2 separate regions of the Homo sapiens genome follow, and region 1 is linked to region 2. The links are chromatin loops, found by intact Hi-C in ENCODE. Cell type or tissue: heart right ventricle. All regions are shown on one strand. Each heading gives the region's core, and the rest is flanking DNA. Links, peaks and the distances in the headings are about the cores only. Region 1 has its middle 13 kb from the start of DLEU7-AS1. Region 2 overlaps DLEU1 (deleted in lymphocytic leukemia 1).

Region 1 (2,927 bases), core at 319-2,818, 440 kb after region 2:
ATTCCATACCATTGCTATTGTGAATAGTGCTGCAGTGAACATACATATTTTCCTTTGGGTAGATACCCAGTAGTGAGATTGCTGGGTCAAATGATAGTTCAACTCTCAGTTCTTTGAGAAATCTCCAAACTGCTCTCCACAGTGGCCGAACTAATTTACATTCTGACCAACAGTGTATTAGGGTTCCCTTTTCTCTGCAGCCTCACTAACATCTGCTATTTTTTGACTTTTTAACAAAAGTGATTCTGACTGGTATGAAATATCTCATTACAGTTTTAATTTGCACTTCTCTGATGATTAGTGATGATGACCATTTTTTCTTACGTTTGCTGGCTGCTTGTAGGTCTTCTTTTGAGAAGTGTCTGTTCATGTGCTTTGCCCACTTTTTAATGGGATTGTTTGTTTTTTGCTCATTGACTTATTTAAGTTCCTTATAGATTCTGGATAATAGGCCTTTGCCAGATGCTTAGTTAGTGAGTATTTTCTCCCATTCTGTAGGGTGTCTGTTTACTTCTTTGATAGTTTCTCTTGCTGTGCAGAAGCTCTTTAGTTTAATTTGGACCCATTTGTCAATTTCTAGTTTTATTGCAATTGCCTTTGAGGACTTAGTTATAAATTCTTTGCCAAGGCTGATATGGAGAAGCATATTTCCTAGGTTTCTTCTAGGATTTTTAGAGGTTGAGGTCTTACGTTTAAGTTTTTAATCCATCTTGAGTTAATTTTTGTATATGGTGGTAGGTAGATGTGCAGTTTTATTCTTCTGCATATGGATAGACATGGTTTAGTTTTTAAACAACTTGTAAGTATTTGAAATCATCTAGTTGATTTATTTACTTGCTTATTGTTTACACTTTGACTTTCCCTTTGTATTCACCACTGTATCCTAGCTCAACGATGCCCAGCCAAGCACAGGTCAATAGATATTTGTTGAGGGAATGTGTTACACACCCCAGGCCCTTGTCGTAAGAGTTTACATTTTTAAAAAAGTTGAGTAAAAAGACTTTTTTTTTTTTTAACATGGAGTGTTTGGTCACAATAATGATGGCATTACAATCATTGTGACATTCAAGTCCAGGTCATCAGAGCAGGATTATGTCCTCCCATTTTACAAAAGGGGAAGCTGAAAAATTAACTTGCCCAAAGCCACACAGTTGAATTGGAGCCAAATTGGACATAAAATTCAGGGCTTCTGACTCCTATTCCTGTGTTCCACTTACTACTTCAGGTTGCCAGGCTGCCAATAGCATCTGGTGAAAATGTTTAAGTTTTTTAATATGAGAATCATGGCTGACTTGCTACTTGTACTTGTGCTGTGAGTTGGAAGACATTGGTAGTTGTAGTAGATTTGTTCTCAAAAGAGAAGAGCAGGTGTCCTTTACATGTTCTCATCCAACTTCACAATAACCCTTGATGTAGGCATTATTGAGCAGTTCCTTTTAACTGAGGCTCAAATGATTAATTTGCTGAAGTTCACAATCAATGTTAAATACAGGATTTATACCCAGATTTACTTCAAATGACTTTTATACATGAGATTAAAGGTCCACATCTGGAAGCTGGCTGGCTAGGTTGGAAATTAAGTATGTAGTTATCATACATGATAAAATAATAAAATTATGTGATTATATATTATGTATTATATAAATACATATAATTATATATTATTACAACAAAATTACTTGGTGACGGCTAGGCTGACATGTGATCTCCATCTAATTAAGAATTAAATATTCTATTACTGATGGGGTTGGCTTCAAAAACACACAAAATGGCCCCAAGGTGTGAAATCCTTGGCTTGTTTTGGGAATTACCATGATTAACCAAAAGCTAGAGGTATACTAGCTCATATTATCTATAGGAGATCTATAAGTGCTTTCATAGAGAAGGGGCCAACCCTGGAAAAGTAGCCTCTGGTCAGGGGTCATATATTTTTTTCAGCCAAACAGATCCTCTTGGGCTCCAGTGGCCTCCTCCCCAACTTTACCTGTGAGATCAGGGATTATAGCAAAAGGACAGAAGCAGATTCACCTTGAACTCATGTCCATGCACGTCTCCAGAGTGGTCCAGTATCTCACCTACTCTCTCAGGCAACAAATGCAGTTGATGATAAAGGGGAAGACAGTAGAAATGTAGCCCCTGACCTTGGTTCTCTTCATTCCAGCAAGTTCTGTTCCCTGAGAGAGCAGTGGAGATGATGTGAAAAAGGTAGGCTGAGGTTAGATTGGGAAGGACATTGTATGCCACAATATGGAGTATGACATTTATCCTGTTTTTCTTCAATATTTCTAAATTTAAACTGTACTTCAGATTGTTAAAATATTAAAATTCTCTACCTTGAACCATTCAATAATATATGTATGTTACACATATTTGTGTTTCTATTAAATTTATCAATTAACAGTAAACGTTATTTAATATTATTTTTATCAGCAAGCTAAAATGTTAACTCACACTGCGATTATTTTTATAGCAAACTGCAGAATTGAGATTAGGTACATAAACTGGAAATTAAAGATAATTAGTATGATTAATATTAATGATCTCTACCCACTCATTTTTCTATCCTTGTGGTTTAAAAAATGGGACTGCAAATATGTTAGGGCAATTGAGTCAGAGTATGATTTTTCTTATGCATCAGTAGACACTTTTGGCCTAAAAGTTTTAGGAACTACGTACTTTTCATAGCAAAAGTTATACAATTGTGACTCAGTTTACCATTGCTCACCAGTACCTGTTTTCCCTTTTTTCTCAGCATACCACCAGGATATATATAATATTCCCCCCTTATCTGAGGGAGCTATGTTCCAAGACCACCAGTGGATGCCTGAAACCCTTAGAGTACTGAACTCTATATATTTTATATTTTTTCCTATACTTACATACCTATGATAAAGTTTAACTTATAAATCAGGCACAGTAACAGATTA
Region 2 (2,927 bases), core at 204-2,703:
GTGTCAGAGCACATCTTAGGCAGTAGGGAAAGTATTGCTTCTGCAAAAACTTTTATTTCAATTGTACGTGTATGAGAGAGTACTGAACAGTACTGTAAAGGTTGTGATGAGAACAATTTGAAAAGCACTGACCTCAAGCAAGTTGTTAGAGGTGGATTTGTAGGTACACAACAGGCATCAGGAGGAAGGTTTAGGGGCAGGAGACCTCTTCTGTGTACCTCCCACTACCTCATGTCGGCAGCCATCTTCCCATTTGGCCTATATTAAGGTCATACCTATTGTTGTTGGTCCTTTATCCTTGCTTTGTGGAGGACCATCATGAAATCAAAATATTCTTCAGTGAATACTTTGCAGCTTGGAAGGTGCTTTTATTTACATTATCCCACTTGACTACGGATTCTACACACCAGATGCTAGGTTCATCCCAGAAGAGAGGCCGGGTCCAGCCCCCTGCCCCTAAGACCACCTCTAGTATGATCTTATCTAGCTTGTTTTTATGATGCAATGTTAATGCAGCCACTGCCCATAAGGGGACACATGAATCTGAAGGTATTTTCCATGCATGATTAACTTTTAAAGTTATGTTGTATTCCTTGGCCTAAGCAAGGTGTGACTGACCTTATGGCATCTGTAGTAGCCAAGGGTTGACATTAGAGAGGATGAAATAAGCAAGTGGTAATGGCTCTCAGGAATTATGGTAACAAGGAGAAGAGGATGGTTCTTCACTGCTAAGCAGCTTGACTAGGTGAGAGACAGCCAGCATCTTACTGCTTCCTGGCACATGGAGTGTTCCACTGAGAATCACAGGCAGACTCAGGCAACCAGCCACTTTTCAAATGGGCTGTCTTCTGTAGTGCTGTTCCACCACCATTCTGTGGGCCCAACTGTTGCCATTCTGGGGGATCTGCCATTGCTAGCTTAATTCCATTCACTTCAATTCAATTGCTGTTATGAAAGGCCTACTAGTGCTATTCCCCTGAGAATCTATAGAGACAGGGTAGAACTCTTGGATGAAAAGGTGAGGGCTTAGGACATCTGGTTAGTGGAACTTACTTATTTTTGGGCCTCTTTCATCAAGTAACACCAGCTGATGCCTAGGAGTGTGGGAGTCATATCGGCTTTGTTGTCGTCTGTTAGAAACTCTTCGTGTTCACAAAAAAAAAAAAAAAGCAGCCTTGGAGAAATCTTCAACCCAGAAGGAGTTAAGCTGTGTGTCTGCACAGCGCAGCTTTGTTCTGGCAAGGTCCCATCAGTTTAGGTCATTTCTGATGACTTCACTCTCCTGGTGACATCAGCCTCTAATCTCCTGAAGGTGAATTCATGTGCGATTGCTTCAAAATACTCACTCCCTGAGTTCCGAGCCATTCCCGTTGATATATGGACAGAGCTTGTCTTTCCCAGGCCACAGTCTGGTTTGTGCACTGCATTTGTGCTTACCGTATCATATTACCATGTGGACATTATGTCACTAACTGGCACAACCGGCTCAAAATGAAATATGCTTGCTGCAAGCAAAAACCCAAAAGCTAACATCAACTCTCCCCACCCCCTACCCCAGGTACAAAATAAAAGGGCTAGAGGGATGGCTGGACTAGATTTTGGTTTAATATGTTTCTAACTGTTCTCTCCCTCCTCTGCCTTTCTGTGGCCTGAATGTTGATAGTAACTTTATCATCCTTTTCAGTCCTTTATACCCACTAACTCTTGAAAATGTTTGGTCACTGATGGCACAAATTAAATGTAAGACTTTGGAATAATTTAGTTTAGCCTCTTCCTAAAATATCAAGTCTGTGAACTCAAGTAACCTTTTTACCTTCTAAGACCACTTTCTTTTCTTTGTCTTTCAAATGTCATAAAAGAATACAGAGTAGAAATGAAAGCAGCCTGGGCTTATTGGGTAGGTGCCAGGAATTAGCTTTGACAAAGATGGTGTTCTGTGCACTTGGCCCAAGCTGACAGGCATGCAGATGCCTCTAGAAATTGTGGGAGATGAACTGGAAGTATCCCCAGAGTTTGTCCAGTCTTAGGGTGGTGTAAGTACATTTTAGGCCCTTCTCCTGTTATCCACAGGCTGTGTTGACACCCTCTTGTGTCACCAGGGATTCAGAATGCCACAGTGCCTCCCTGACCACTATCATCCTCCTGCTGCCCCCACTCTGGGGCAGAAGAGGGTAGTCTGTCTACAGAGAAGCAGAGTCCCCACACCACTTCCAGGATCCCAAGCACCCATTTATTTTGATTAATAGCTCTTGGCAGTAGACAGTAGCTTCTGGAATACAGAACTGGCCGGGTACACACTGAGGTTTAAAATCACATCAAGAAAATAGCATACTAACACAGGATTGTTAAGGGGAGAAACTGGTGTTCAAACAATAAAATACTACTCTCACTGTTTATCTTTGTTTCATTTTGAAGGAAATAAAGAAATGAAACCTTACAAGTGTAGCAGCCCAGTTATCAAATAGTCATAGCCACAGACACTCAGTTTTGGGGTCAGCCCACAGACTATGGGGGTACTTTCTCTGCCTCTGCACAAAATAAATGTTGAGGCTCTCAATTTTTTGAGGACGGAAATAAAATCCCTGGATGCTTGCAAATATATTTTTTAATGCAGGGATAGCTAGGTTTTCTGAGTTTCAGTTCTGTTTCAGCTGGGGTGCGGGTGGGGGATGGCCTGCATCACAGGGGAAACTGGTGGAATCTTAGTCCAGGAGGCTGGCGCCATTACCATTCACATCAGCTCATGATATACAAAGGTACCAGACTTTTTTTTAAAGGCCCAGTATAAAGTAATCCAACTTTCTTTCTCCTGCTGTATATCCAAGGAGGTGGAAGTATTAAAGAACCCTTTTATACCTTCTCAATGCCATTCTCTTTCTTGGTTCATGCAGGAAAAAAAAAGAAAAAAAAAACACAGAAGACAGACT

What was found. A loop is a pair of places that touch in the nucleus more often than their neighbours do. Peaks named below come from ENCODE experiments on the same cell type or tissue, not always from the same donor. Only the 100,000 strongest peaks of a DNase experiment are listed, where the experiment ranks them.
Region 1: a loop joins it to region 2, with 2.4 times the contacts of the local background. A loop is called at or near these places in 4 of 110 quality-filtered maps.

The regions. Positions count from the first base shown.
Region 1 is chr13:50,793,301-50,796,227 of GRCh38, forward strand. It overlaps a transcript of DLEU7 not described here. Among named protein-coding and RNA genes, the nearest start is that of DLEU7-AS1, 13 kb to the right of the region's middle. In heart right ventricle, for the core only: no CTCF peak of the experiment used is centred there; no DNase peak of the experiment used is centred there.
Region 2 is chr13:50,356,477-50,359,403 of GRCh38, forward strand. The region is part of intron 2 of DLEU1 (deleted in lymphocytic leukemia 1); the gene reads left to right. Among named protein-coding and RNA genes, the nearest start is that of DLEU1-AS1, 170 kb to the right of the region's middle. In heart right ventricle, for the core only: no CTCF peak of the experiment used is centred there; a DNase peak (open chromatin) is centred at 1,385; H3K27ac peaks cover 1,774 bases.